Linked DNA regions of Homo sapiens: region 2 is linked to region 1. The links are chromatin contacts, found by Hi-C or POLR2A ChIA-PET in ENCODE. All regions are on one chromosome and are shown on one strand. The core of a region is the stretch at or near the end of the contact, and the rest is flanking DNA. Distances in the headings are between cores, read along the strand shown.

Region 1 (7,450 bases), core at 1,690-4,189:
TGAATTAGACTCGGTTATTTGTTGAGAAGTCACGTGGAACTCTGATTTGTCCAAGACAAGACATTCCGAAGCATTTCAACTATCAGAATCAAGAAGATATAAATCCAGTTATTCGTTATATTCACTGATGAAGCAATCTTAAGATGATAGCAAATTAAATGTAAAGATACAGAGAAAATAATATTATAGTCATATTACCACAGATCATGTGAGGCAACTTATAAAAGATGTATATGTATTTTTTTAATTACCTTTACCAATGTCTATGTCTATGTATTTTTTTAAAACCATCTTTATAAATCCTAAAACCGACCCCAAAGTCAATTTCTCTCATAAACATTTAAAAATGTGCTAAAACTGACAGCTCTCTAAAATAGCTTCAGCTCTTTTGTTCCATTTTGGACAACTGATGAGAAAATCGCTGATGAAAAACTGAAAATATCAGTTAGTGAATGAAACATCACCACAGTGAAATCACAAATATTACCCAGACAATCACTGAAATATTCATTTCCATGTAATAAATGGGTATGGACTTGTCGATTATCAGGAAATTACCACACACTGGTTTTGACTTAACTATACTTAGTAAATCATGCATATTCATATTGATAAATTCTTCCACAATTTTCACTCAGAAAATGAAATACATACAGTTAATTAACTGAAAATTACAACTGCTGGTTCAACTAAATTCAGCAAATTTTACATTCTAGTGTTACCATATGTACATTTGTTTGAAGTAGTAATTAAACTTCTGTACTAGACTCCATATTCTGGGAAAAAGTAAACATATTATGACACATGGAATCTAAAAATACACATTTATTTTCCTCTTTGACAAGTACAAAAGTGATAAGTGAATCTTCAATAAATGCCCCCAAAATTTAAAATTCAGTAATTGATTTATGGGTATAACTTTGACCCAGCCATTTACAACTTCCATCTAAAACTATATTAGCAGACATGGGATACGTTAACTTATTTTAAGCATATACATTGAAACTTGCTTAAGTTTTTAAACATTATGAACAGAGTATTAAACTGGACATTATGATACATCTTGTTTTTGAGGAATATACTAAGAGGAATACACTAAGAGTGAATAAAATTTCTCGAACGTTTTCCATCCAGAATTCTTTCCTCAGTATTCTTCTCTTCTAACATCCTCTTCATTAAAAAAGAGAAAGAAACCCTGAAAGTACTGCTTTGATCTAGAATGAACAGGCAGGAGTTTCATTCAGATCTATTTTGAGAGAAAACTGATGGGCTCAAAAATATACTTCAGTTGAAAAAATGTGCAGTCGAGGAAATATTAATGTTCTGATAATAAACAGAGAATAATAACACATTTAAGACTGTTCTGCACTTGGCACAGTATTTTACAGAAAGCAAAGTGCTTGACAAACACTATCTTGGAGGGATCTTACAGCACCCCAAGGAGGCAGGTAGAGCCAGGCGTATTGTTCTCTTGTAACAGAGTTAGTCATTAAGAGATTGGCTCAAGGTCAATCCAGAACCTGGATCTGTTGATAAAACTTTATTTCAGGGGTCATGTTATCCCCCGAACTTAATGTGGTAAGTCATGGTGAGTTTCAATCACGAAAGCAAGGAGGTAATATAGCCATATTTTTCTTGTTTGAGATCTCTCTCTTCTTTCCGTTCATTGTACAGATCACCCTTTAAAAAATGTATTTGGTCATCAAAATAATTTATAAAGAAGGAACATGCCACATGTGTACAAAAATTTTTAAATGCACAGTTTATTACCCGAAGAAATAAACTGACGTAACTATTTGAAGTACAAATAAGTGTAATTTTATTTTAAAAGATGCAAATATGTGTTGCCAAATACTGTTTTCGTCATGGTGTAGTCCACTTTCAGTAAACAACTCAATGAAGTTTATAAACTTCATATGAACAGTAACAAATGAGTCATCCTATTCAAATCAAATAAACAAATAACTAGTGTGCCTATTATTTGTAAGGTCCTGTGATCAAAAGGTACAGTCGTTTATAGCCAGTGCTTTACTCAAGTCCTTTCTTGATAGATAGATGGGTGGCAGATGGATAGAGATATCCTACATATCTATCATCTATCTCTACATTCTTCTTTTCCGGTATTTCATCCAACTTCCACTAAAGATAGTTTGTGTGACTTTATTATAGAAATAAAGTTCACAATAAAGATGATTTACATACAGAACTCTTATATTTTCATTCATGGAAAAAACCACAACATGGTGGTGCCAGTGACAGTCTGTGTTTTGGGGCAGGATAGAAACTAACCTGCTTCAGTTACCTGACATTCTAGCAAACTTATTAGGAACACAAACGCTCGGGTCTCTGAATGCACCAACCTGAGCGCCGGCTGATTAGGCATTGTAAAGCAGTGTTCTAAAAGGAAAGGCCTTCACTTAAACAGTGCTACAACGTGTTTGTTCAGCTTTCTTTCATACACAAACTTTTGCCAGAAAAGGCGTTTTAAGCCGAGGGTAAAGATTTTGTGCGTCCACCGTTCCCATCTTCAACTCTTTAGAATAATAGTCATTTAAGCACCGGACCTGTCTTCAGATTCTTACTTTGCGACACAGCTTTGGCCGGACTTGGCTTGATCTGGGCTCCAGGATCGGTCCCACCACCCGGGCTCGGAGCGGTTTGTTCCTAGTGGATCAGGGCGGGTGTGTTGCCGGAGTCGCCTTCTATTGGCTACACTCCCGGGGACTGGCTGGGCTTTCCGACACCTGATTGGGCGGAACAGCCCTCTGTACGCCGACATCATTGGAGGGCGCTGGAGCCAGGGGGCGGAGCGGGTTCCCCAGGATTCTTGACCGGGCGCGCTAGTCCGTCCGCTGAGCCGGGCGCGGGGCGCAAGAGCGGAGCTGCGCGAGCCGCTGCGGAGGGAAGGGCTCCTAGCCAATTGGGGTCTTTGAGGCGAATGCGAGGCTGGGGCCGGTTGCCTACCGGCCGCTTCTCGCCGAGGCAGTCCAGACTTTTCCCCCGGCGGTGCCCGCTCCAAGACAGCATCTGTCAACGCTCCTCTTCTCCCCTCCTCCTCCTGCCGGGCCGGGCTCCGCCGGCTGCGGCCGAGAGGACGCGGGACCCGGCGCGGTGAGCCCATCAGCTGTCAGGCGAGCGGCGAAGCGGCTGGAGGGCGGCGAGAGACACACAAAGAACGCGGTGGGCGGCGGCGGCGAAAGGGGACGGCAACTCCTCCCCGCGCCCGCCGGTGCCACCGCCGGCCGTGCTTGTTCCGAGGCCGCGCAGACAATGCGGCCGGGCTCGTCCCCGCGTGCCCCAGAGTGCGGAGCGCCCGCGCTCCCCCGACCCCAACTTGACCGTCTCCCGGCTCGCCCAGCCCCCTCCCGGGGTAGGGGCGCCCCCTCCCTCCGGTGGCCGGCGAAGGAAGTCGGTCCGCGGCCGCAGATCCCGGCAACTTGCGAACCGGGAAAAGTTTGCGGCGCCTCCGCGGGGCGGCGCGACGCGGCCCGCCCCTCGCGTCCGCGGTCATCGCGGGTGACTTTCTCGACTCGTCGTCAGCCGGGGCCGCAGCGCGGCCGGTGGGGACTGCGGGGCGGGCCGGAGTCCGTCCGAGGGCTCCCGCACCTCGGGCTGCGGGTGAGTCGGCTTTAGGCGCCGTGGGCTCAAGTGGTTTAGGGCACCTGGGCTTGGGAAGAAGTCGTGGAGAGAGCCTTTAATACTTTATGGAGCTGGCGGGGAGAACAAATAAAATTGCGGTAGCTTGAAGGGCACTGACATGCCACTGACTTGGGAACCGTATCCGTGGGAACTCTTCGGGTGCCGGCGCGACCAAGGGCCTGTGCGCGGCTGGGTGGGAGATGGAAAGGTTAGAAGGTCGCGGACTAGCCCTGCCTGCGACTGGCTCAGCTTGACCTTGGACCAGTGACTTTACCACTTAGATTTTTCTCGTGGGTAATATGTGGGGCCACAGCAACGTGGTCTATGCTGTCGTCCAGTTTTTAGACTACATCTCCGTTTTTGAGATTTTCCTAGGGCCTCAACACGGTGCGCGAGTTATCAAGCGATAGGCCAGGATATGTTTACATGCGCCTGGATTCACCTTTCAGCCTACTCAGAAGTAACTTTTAAGTCTGATGTTTTAAAACACTAACATTTAAAGGCTTTCCTTCACTATCCATTGCTTATTTTACGAACCTTAGGATTGTCGTATTTTGCTGCACCATTTGGAATCCTAGGGGCCAGGGTGGGGACAGAGAGCCAAGTCTGAGGGTGAAGTGGCAGGTGCCCCCGGGCGATCCCTGCCGGATCCAGTTGAGGGGGAGAACAAAGCATTTATTATGCATAAGAGAGAGTGAACAGGGCAGGTGTTTGTGTTTTTGTTTTCTGTATTATACTGAAAACTTTTTTTGGTTGGGGGGGTGCGGGCAGTGGAGGAGGGGACAAAGAAGAAAAAGAAATGTCAAAAAAGAGAGGAAAATGTCACTTATACCCAAAGTAAATCTTAAAACTAATGTAAGTCTTCCTTACAGGAACAGCAACACATAATGCAAGTACATCTTGATCTAATTTTAATGAAGGATTGAAAATAGCTACTGTGTTCAGTATTACTGACGCCAAGGCAGCTCACTTACATAATCTTCTTTGTTGAGATGTGTTAGTGGCATGTATAATTTTGATAAATAATTAATGTTAAAGGTTTAGTCCGGCAATGGTATTGAAATATTGTCGTCACAGATTGTATTGCAAGACAATGGTGTGTAAACTTTTGGTTATCATGATAACCTGCATTTTTTTCTCTAAACAGTAAAATCACACATTTTTCATAACCAAAATTCTCTTAAATAATGCATGTGTACTTTGTCAGTAGTGTATACAGGAGAAATTATTTTGTTCTGTAAATGACAAAGTCTTTCAGTTTTCTCACCATTTCATGAGAGTGAATTCTAGATTTCAGGTACTCCACTGGGCATTTTCTCTTCATGGAGCTTATAGCAACAAAAGTGTTTTACAAAAGTAAGTGCATAAGTATAGATACTCAACCAATATTTGCTGAATAAAATACTCAGATGACAATAATTAAAAGTCCATCTTGTTCATCCTTAAAGAGAATGATGATCATGCTTTAGTGGAGAGAATGAAAGTATCAAAGAAAGAACTGGCAGAAAAACAGAGCTTAGTTCCAGTATCTAGCCTAAATGTTTATGCTTTAAAACAGGTATACGCATTTGAAAAGAGACAAAGACAAGTGATAGGGTTTCTAGGAGAAAGATAGCAGTATTGATTTAACGTAGTACATTTTATGACCTAGTTTTGTTTGAAGAACACGAACGTTTGTAAAGGTATATTTCTTAAATAATCAGTAGCTGTTTGCATTGTGATTGGATGTCTAATTAAATGGCCTAATCGTAACCATAATATCTCACTTGAATGCTGTTTTTAAATTCATTTTTAAAATAGCTTGAAATAAACCAATTTAGTTACATGAAGGAAAGTATACCTTTTGAAATCAAAATCCACAGTGAGGAAAAATTATTGTCAGTGTATCACCAAATGTAAATTAAGCACTGGAAGTAGCATCTTGCCAAGAAGGTCTTCACTCTAGACAATCACTTTGTGTAGAAGAGGTATAATGTGGAATGTGGACTGCAGTGAGAGATGCCCTTATTCCTCTGAGGGTCTATTTGGTGACATCAGGAAAATACTAACGCCCCCCCACCACTTCACCATTTGTAAACCTGGCAACTTCTGGAAAGCCTAGTGGCCTTATTTCAAAGTAACCACTCAACCTAGAACTTAGCATTGATATTTGAACAGGCTATTTTTGTAGAATATGGGTTCTCCTCTGTGCAGATTTGCTGGCTGGGCTATCTTGTAAGAGATCACAGCAGTTTATCTCAGAGTGTAGTCCTTAGATCACCTGTGTCAGAATCACCTGTAGTGCTTACAAAACTTCAAAATCCTGGGCACATCCCACATTTACATAATCAGAATGTCTGTGAACAGAACCTAGAATTTCTGTTCATAAAACCCATTTATGCCTAGTGTTCCATTATTGGAATGCTGAGCTTGTGGGAGTTATTTATATCCTACGGCTCGAGGTCATTGCCAAGGTCTGATTTTTCGCAAAAAAATGTGCAACCTCTGGCATAAATGGGTTAATGAACTCCTTCAGAAGTGAGAGTTAATTACACTAAATTTTAAGAATTAGTGTTAGAGTTTTCTTGCCACAGTTGTAATGCTCATGTTGCTTTCTTCCAGGAACATTAAAATCTCCCCAGATGCTCACTGCTCTGATCATTTCCCCTACAGCACCAGACATGTTGGCATCATCTCTTAGTTGGGCCATGTGGCCAGGGAACCCTTCATGAAACCACCTCTGCAGGTAAATCAACATAGAATATACCACCTACAAGCAGAGTTAAGGCTGCTTTGGGACACAAGGCTCAAGAGACCACAGTTCACAGACCCCTCCTACTAGTGGGATACTCCCACCATCCTCCTTAACCTGTTGGTGATTTGTGGGAGTGGCAGTCCCAGCGTTCTGTTCAACTAGGGATATACCGTTTCAAGCAAATGATTGGAAATGGACCCTAAGGGACGGATGACCTGAGAGAGAACAGACAAGAATGGTGGATGGAGGGCTGTCCCTTCAACATCCTTCAAGCCTCAGATTTCAAAAACTTTAGTCCTAAAGCAGATAATTTGGCAAGCAAGTGTGGCTAAGCCCAGGCACCTCTGTTCTTGGTTGTCAAAACTTTAATCTACAAACTCATATAATGGCTCCTATAATCTCTATCTATAAATGCCCAACATGTGAGAATTTTCAAGCTTATCAGTTAAAAAAAGGTCGGGGGGCAGTGATTGTTTAGAAGAGAGGTTCAAAGCATAGGTTGAGGAGTCAACCAGTCCTGATTGCAATCCTAGTTTTGCCATTTACTGCTTGGGTGGCTTCAACCTACATCCTTGACTCTAAGTTTGTTTCCTTACTTGAAAAATGAGGATAATAGTACTGCCTCATAGGAGTTGTTTTGTAAATTATGTAAGATTATAAATTAAAACATCAGCTAATAAATCACACGGTATATATTTAATATATGTAGCTTTTAATTTATTATAATAACTTTTTCAAATTTCCTTTTTAGTCCTGGAGAGTTGCTGTAGAAGAAGGAAAAGAGAGGAAGACAACACAACACAGGAGGGGATAAGTACCTCTGGACACAATGGAAGTAGTAGTTGTTGAGCAGAGGGAAAGGGATAGGAGAAGGATGTGGACTGCAGTGCTGCAGTGCCAGGTAATAACTTTGATCATGTACCTCCTTGGCTCAGGTGCTGTCTCTTCTACTCTCCTCCTTACTTGTACTACCTTATTTAGCACTTAATTATATACTTTCTTGACTCACTTTGAGACACACTGATTATGTGGTCTGCCTCAAAGACAGAATCCTAGTTTTGGATTTTAGCATTACTG
Region 2 (7,450 bases), core at 3,393-5,892, 34 kb after region 1:
ACATGAATTATATTTCATTTATAACTAAAACGACTAACCAAACCAAAAAGACAATTTCTAAAATGTGTATTTCTATTACTTGGTTTCTCTAAAGAGAGTAATGGACCTTATTTACAGCAGATTATTAATGACTTAAGGCCATGATTCCAAACATCAGTTAATGGGCTACACCTGTGGAGTATAATGAACCCCCTCTGGTTTTTTTTTTTTTTTTTTTTTTTTTTTTTGGTGGTGGGGGTTGGGCTTTGGGAATTCTGAAGGCTCATTGCCTTGATAGTTGAGACTGTCAAATTGTGTCTTTTATTACGTTGTTTTGTAATTGCTAATCTTCCTATGACTAAATAGTACCTTAAAAGCAAGGATTATGCCTGATTCTTCTCTATTCCCCACTTTTCTGTTGGTGCTTAGAACAATGCCAGTAAAAGTTCCGTAAATATTTGGTTGATTTCTAAAGATAGCACAATTCTCTTAACGTTGGCTAAAACCACATTAGCTTTTTTTTGTTTTTTGTTTGTTTGTTTTTTTGGCAGACATCTGTGTTACTCAGGTTGGGCTTAGTGTCAGAACTCTTTTCTTTTTCACATGAATTGCTGTTTTGCCCCAATTGGTGCTTTTTTGGACTGTTACCTGAATTGAAGTAGGTATTTACATTTATCCCTAAGACTTCACAAAAGCTACCACTGTCACTTTTCCCCCCATAGGAAATTTCTTAGAAATGCTGCCTAATTAGGTTAATTTTAGCCCATTGTGCTAATCTGTCACAGGTTTTTTGGGGATCTTGATTCACTATTCCAAAATATGCACTGCCTTCTTTAATGTCAAATTTGGAAAACCTTATTTTCCTCTAGTTTAAGATGGTAATACAAATTAAAATATTGTATAGAAAATGTCCAAGGAAGGTCAGAGCTGTAAAGGCTGAATCTCAACGCTCTCCTCCAGGTTGATAATCTATAGATCATCAGTTTCTTCAGTTCTTTTTTTTTTTTTTTTTTTTTTTTTGAGATGGCGTCTTCCTCTGTCACCCAGTCTGGAGTGCAATGGCACAATCTTGGCTCACTGCAACCTCCACCTCCTGGGTTCAAGCAATTCTCCTGCCTCAGCCTCCCGAGTAGCTGGGGTTACAGATGCGCGCCACCATGCCTGGCTAATTTTTTGTGGTTTTTTTAGTAGAGACGGGGTTTCACCATGCTGGCCAGGCTGATCTCGAACTCCTGATCTCATGATCTGCCCGCCTAGGCCTCCCAAAGTGCTGGGATTACAGGCGTGAGCCACCGCGCCCAGCCCATCAGTTCCTTTAGAGCATATTTGTGCAGCAGTTGTGAAATCTCCCTAACGGTATTCGGATTCAGACTAAATTTCCCCACGTGGACATCTTGAGAGACTTAGTCATATAGACTTTGCCTAATACATTTTCTCTGTCTGCCCATCTAGTGATCAGATAAAAAGGGGAGGAAATAAAAATTAACACTCTTGTTAAATAAATATCTGCGCACCTTCTCTCCAAGCTTCTCAGAAAAGATAACCGATAATTGCTGATCCAAGACAGAGGATTTCAGACATTTGTTTGTTCACTTAATAAATACGTATTAAGTTGTTACTCTGAACCAGACCCTATGCTGAGAGTTTAGGATACAGCTGTGAACTACTTAGATGTAGCCCCAGAAATGGCCGTTACTGCCTGGCTCTCAGAGAGGCTGAAGGGTGTGGTGAGAGTGTAAAGCAGCTAATTGTGAGTAAGTGGTAGACAGACTAGAGCTGGGAAATAGCATTTGCAGAAGTGGAAGCTTTTCAAGTCCCTGAGATTGTAAAATCAAATTCAATGTTGAAGTCTAGATGGATTGGGAAACTAACTAATTGAACTGTGTAACAGATAACCCCTAAGAAACTGAAGTTTGGAGTAGCTTGTTTCCTAAAACATTTAGTACTAATAGACTTTTCAGGCCAGTAATTCAAGCACATACTAGCGAGAGCTTGTTTCACGTAACTGGTTAACATGCTATAAAAATGGCACTGTCATCTGAAGTAAATGTCTTTGAACTTAGAACTGCCATATAAGAATTTGGACTCTTTGCCACAGAGTGAAGAGGAAGCCCAGGAGAACAATGAGTCAGTTTTTTTTTCTTTTTTTCTACATTGCCTACATTTAATATTCTTTTAGAGAGTTTTCAAAGAATTGCTTATGCAACACCTATCCCAGTATTTATACAGAGGGAGAAATTGATCATTTTCAGAAAGTCCTTTATTTAGGTATGTACTACACCTGGGCTGACTCTTATACTGATTTCTAAGTTAATTGTATCCTATGCACAGATCTCAAAAGGACTGTGGGTGAAGAAACAAGATCATCAGCCCAAGACCCCTATTCAACCCTAACTGGGTTCCTTTTCCTATTTTCCAGTGCAGCTTATCCTTGTACCTAAAGTTGAGTAGCCCCACTAGGAAAGATTGGCAGAAAGGAATAGTTAAGCACCCCTTGGAGCTTGCTGCCTGCAGGAGCCTACTTCTAGGTACTCAGCTTCCCTTCCACTCTCTAGGGATCCTGTAGACCACAGTGTTTGTGCTCAACTGCAGAAGCTTCATGTGAGAAAAAAGTTTCCTTTTCTCCACTGACATATTCTTCCACTTTTTCTTTATATAATTTCCTGCTGGTCTCTTTAATCCCCAGGCTTCTTTCAAACTCCTGTTTCTCTATATAGTAGCTTCCTGTACAAATGTATGTCACATTTATATGTGGAAACTTGCCTAAATAAAATTAGGCAGATGTGTGATGCCAGATATACACATATGACTCACCCCGCCCCTCCCCTTGCTTCATTTAGTTTCTGGTCAAATACCACTTTACTAAGAAAGGCCTTACCTGACCACCACCTCCACCTAAAATAGCTCTCCTTCAAATGGATCATTTGGCTTACTGCACTTCCCCTTGCAGCAGTTGTCACCACCTGTGAAATTATATAATATCTTAATTAATTGTATTTGACTCCATGAATGCCAGGATATCAGGGACTCACTGCTGAGTCTCTATAGCCTAGAACAGTGCTGGTACATAGCCCTTAAATTCTTTTACACAAAGAAGAACCTATTAAATTTTGTCAAATAAGAAACTTGAGGTTTATCTTAATGACAGAGTTGCTATTATCACCACCATCTGTTTTAAAGTTGAGTATACTAAAATTCATAGCCTACTCAAGGTCACACAAGTAGTAAGTGGAGCCAAGCTTCAAACATAGATCTCCTGACTCCATTCATATGACCCTATAAACTGTCTCAAAACAAAAAGATAAATTAATATAAATATTTATTGAATATGTCTTTGTAGAGAAAGCATAATAAGCATAAAGGGCAATGCGTTAACCTTTATCACAAGCAACCCTATTGGAATGTGTCAACTTATCAGAATGAATCAGGCCAGAATATCAAGTATAAATGAAGCCTGTAGTTAACTGAAAGTTGCATATCAATCAGGCACTCCAGTTTCTCTCCTCAAACTCTGAATATTCAATGAATAAGATAAAGAAATGGCTAATTTGATTTTACCTTTCATTTTTTTGACCTAATTCTAAGGTGACTACTCACTCCTCAAGATTTAACTAATGTTGCTTTATTTTTATCCCTCTGGGGAGACAGAAGAGATGATTGGGAAACACATGTTTGAAGTTTGTAAGTTCTGCTGCTTTCAACCCCACAGATGTCTCTTACTGCCCACTTGGGCCCTGGTGATTAAGCAACTAGATTTGGAGCCAGTCAGGCTTTTGTTTAGACATTTTAACTTTTTCTTGCTTTCCTTGCAAACTCCTCAGCCTTCAGACTGGTTGGAAAGTAAATGTACAATCTTACATAAATTTTCAGGTAATAGCATTTCAGCTTTTTCCCCAAGATTTTTTGCTTGGGAGGAGACAGATTAGACTGGATTCGGAGTCTTGATTTTGCAAAGGTAACAAAAGACATGTTTTTTTATAAGACTTTTCATCATAAGTTTATTTTATTCAACAGAAGCAAAATCTAATATAATGGAAAAAATAAAGATCTGTGATAAATCTGATCTGTGTGGATAAACACAATTAGAAAGACTTAAAGATTAAGTATTGAAACAAACTACCAAAATATTTTAATACTGATTTGTAAAAATTTCAGTACATTTTTCTTCTTTGCTTAATTCTACTGGGTCCTGTTTTTCATCAAAACATTCTATCATGTTAGTATACAATAGCCAAAAAAAAAAAAAACTGCATAAGGGAACCACCCTCAGTGCTGCTGAAAAGAAATCATTGTCAGAAGTTGTATTAGAATATAAAGAGTCTCTTATTCAGGTTTCCCTGAATATAATCAGCTACCTGAGAAACTTTTACATTTTTGCTCCTGTTTTAAAAGCAAAGTCAGTTATTGTGTGGCAAGCCAACATCTTTGGTTTGATCTACTTAAAAAGAGCATTACATCAATTATCTAAGTCTCATCATTGTGAGACTAGGTGCTTTCCTCTCCTTTGTCGTAAAAATTGTTGAAACATTGGGAAAACCATAATAAAAATTCGCCCACAAAAATGATTCACAATCTTACTATTCAAAGCCAAGTATTTTGGTTTTTACCTGTTACCTCCCAGTACCTGTCCATTTTTGTGCAAATGTAATCATGTGGGTATGCTGAAAGTAGTAGTTTGTGCTTTTTAAAAAAACGTATACTATACATAGACATCATATTAATCACTTAAATGACTGTATTATATCCACATACCACGTTGTATCAAATTACTGTTAAAATTGTTTTCATTTTGATGACTAATACTTCCATATAGCATTTTGGTTTCTATCACTTTATTTCCTTATGATAAATTACCTTAAGCAATGTCACCAAATCAAAAGCAGTGAAGCTAATAAAATTCCATTTACTGCAGCCGTGCCTACACTGTCTATATTATATATTAAATGTTGCTAATGTAGTAGTTGCAAAATGCTAACAAAAAATTCATCGGCTTGAATTTTTAATTACAAAAAAGTAGTTACCTCTATATTTTATTTGAATTTCTTCTTCAGAGATATATCACATAGCCCTGGAAGGGAAGCAGAGATTCTTGATTTCATTTTTGCATATTCAAATGTTGATAGACAAGGATTGATAAAGACATTGCATGATCCCCAGAGAATTAACTTGAAATCCTATATAATTCCCCATGAAGTCATAAGAGGCTGTGGAATAGTCAGATACATCTGAGCCTTGCCTACTTTTAAAATATCAATCAATGTTAATATCAAGCTTTTAGAACCAAAATGTACTTCCTTTCATTTATACTTTCTCTATGTTGTGCATGTTTACATAGATGCTGGAAAAAGTAAATCTGAGTTTAGATCTAACTCTTGGGTGAGTTTGAGCAAGTTTAAGTGTCAGCTTCCTCTTCTGTGTGGAGTTATTTGCAGTGTTAGGATAATTAGCACTTTGCACAGTGCTTGGAACATGGAAAGCACTGAAAAATGTTAGCTATTAATATTATGAAAGCCTGATTAATCATTAATCCAGAACTGTTTTAGCATGTGGTTTATTCAGGTAATTCAATGGAAGAACTATTTTTACATTTTAATTAGTACATTTTCTTTTTCTAACTATTTGGAGAATTTATAATATTCAGTTTTAACAGTAACTGATGGAATTACAGCTGTAAACATGTTGTACCAGCTGTGTTTTCTGAAGCAAATCTAAGTGATAAAAGCATGTTATCATCACCAAGTACATATAATCCTTACCCACATGGAGGAGTGTGCAGTTGGTAGTATAATGTGGTAAACATGATTTTTGCCCATTATGACCTTGTAAACCTATAAGGCAACACAATGACCAAGATAGAGACAGTTGCTGTTTCACAAGTCGACAATGGATAATTGTAGGAGACTCCACTTTTAATGAGAAGCAAACTATCATAATGGAAAATAGCCAGATAGATTAAAGCTTAAGCCATTGAGGTTGAATGGTGTACCTCTTATGGATAGCATATAGTTGTGTCTAGCTTTTATATACAGCTTGGCCCCAACAGGACTTTTCATTAGAGTGTTTAGTCCACTTACATTTACTGTAATTAGTGATCTAGCTGAATTTAGTTCTGCCACTTTACTGTTTGTTTTCTATTTTTCTCATATATTGCTTGTTCCTCAGTCCTTCTTTTCCTGATTTCTTTTACGTTAAATGTTTATTTTACCATTTTAATTCTGTTGTCTTTTTAAAGCTACATTTCTTTGCATTCTTCTTATAATGATTACTATAGGGACTATAATATGTGTATTTAATTTATCACAATGAAAACTATTTGCGAATTAACCTTGGTTTTACATATATAAATCTTGCAACACTAAAGTTCTGCTTACCTCCCGTCTATCCTTTGGTGCTATAGTTGCCATATACATTACATCTATATTTTTTAAAACACAAAATGCAGTGCTACAAGTTTGTCTTTAAGAAACTAAGAACAGTATGAAAAGGATGTTAAAATATCTGGGTAGTTATTAAAATAAATTATCTCTAAAATGAATTTTGTAATCTATTATTATAATTTTACTAGTTAGAATTTTCAATTGTTATTTTTTATATCTTTAAGAGGTGAACCGAGTATAGAGTATAGAACAAGAAAAATGTCAGGCAGTCAGCTGGACTCACTTGTTCCCTGGACGAATCTGTTTCAGTTAAATGACAGATCACCATAATCATATGGACCTTCAGGTTTTCCCACCAAAAGGCCAAACTGAAAATACGAAATTCCTGACCCATAAATATCTTACTGCATTGTAAATCATTTAGCATTCATTAATCACTATTTACAATTTTTTAAAAAAAATAAGGCTTGTGCCTTTTCTCATCTGTTTAGAATATTCAGTTTAGTAACTGTATGGCAACGTAAGTTACTGACAGGGAAAGCCTTGTAAGACAGTACTCATTTACTTAAAATGTGGAGTTTTTGCATTTCTTTACAATTGAATGGAAAAATTACCAGCAGTGCTTTGGGTTATAGTGACACCTGGTGGTACGGTTTGAGGTTTTAAAAAAATTCTTTTTAAATTTGTTACTCTTTTTTTTTTCTAGACCATTTTTTGTAAGGAATCATTTTATCAACTAGGATGACAAGAGGCCTCTCCCATCCTGGTTGCACATCACTTTCTATAACAGAGAGACATGGGCCAGAAGCCCTGATGGAGAAAGCAGCCAATGTCCCTTACATTTCCACCTTTGGCTTGAAAAAAAGATCTGTGCACTAAATACAGGGAAAAAAAAATGAAGTTAGGCTGGAAGAAGAAAGACATTGTTACATGGTAAAATTGGAAAGATTCATACCAACAGTACGGGATAAAGCAGGGGTCCCCAGCCCCTGGGCCACGGAACTGGACTGGTCCAGGGCCTGTTAGGAACTGGACTGCCCAGCAGGAGGTGAGTGGTAGGAAATGAGCATCACAGCCTGAGCTCCGCCTCCTGT

Evidence for each region. Hi-C counts contacts between places; a loop is a spot of excess contacts on that map. ChIA-PET counts read pairs that join two places held with the same protein, here RNA polymerase II (POLR2A). Pooled maps may share reads with other maps.
Region 2: a loop to region 1 is called in a map of endothelial cell of umbilical vein, with 6 times the contacts of the local background. The contact joins the enhancer-like site here to the promoter of LINC00472 in region 1. A Hi-C loop is called at or near these places in 28 of 168 maps with a recorded cell type or tissue (Calu3, IMR-90, MCF 10A and 14 more) and 24 of 50 pooled maps. POLR2A ChIA-PET finds 5 or more read pairs at or near these places in 8 of 52 experiments (GM12878, HEK293T, MCF 10A and 5 more).

What each region holds. Positions count from the first base shown.
Region 1 is chr6:71,416,234-71,423,683 of GRCh38, reverse strand. It overlaps LINC00472 (long intergenic non-protein coding RNA 472), which reads left to right and starts at 2,939. Exons shown (of 3, transcript NR_121614.1): 1 at 2,939-3,618; 2 at 6,292-6,364; 3 at 7,125-7,450. It overlaps LINC01626 (long intergenic non-protein coding RNA 1626), which reads right to left and starts at 2,657. Exons shown (of 8, transcript NR_121615.1): 1 at 2,583-2,657.
Region 2 is chr6:71,383,628-71,391,077 of GRCh38, reverse strand. No RefSeq gene overlaps it. Among named protein-coding and RNA genes, the nearest start is that of MIR30C2, 10 kb to the right of the region's middle. Within about 2 kb of position 4,642, at least 4 of the 41 ENCODE cell types and tissues checked have a DNase peak (open chromatin) inside an H3K27ac peak, as active enhancers do; they include PC-3, PC-9, endothelial cell of umbilical vein and 1 more, where a contact is called at or near this core.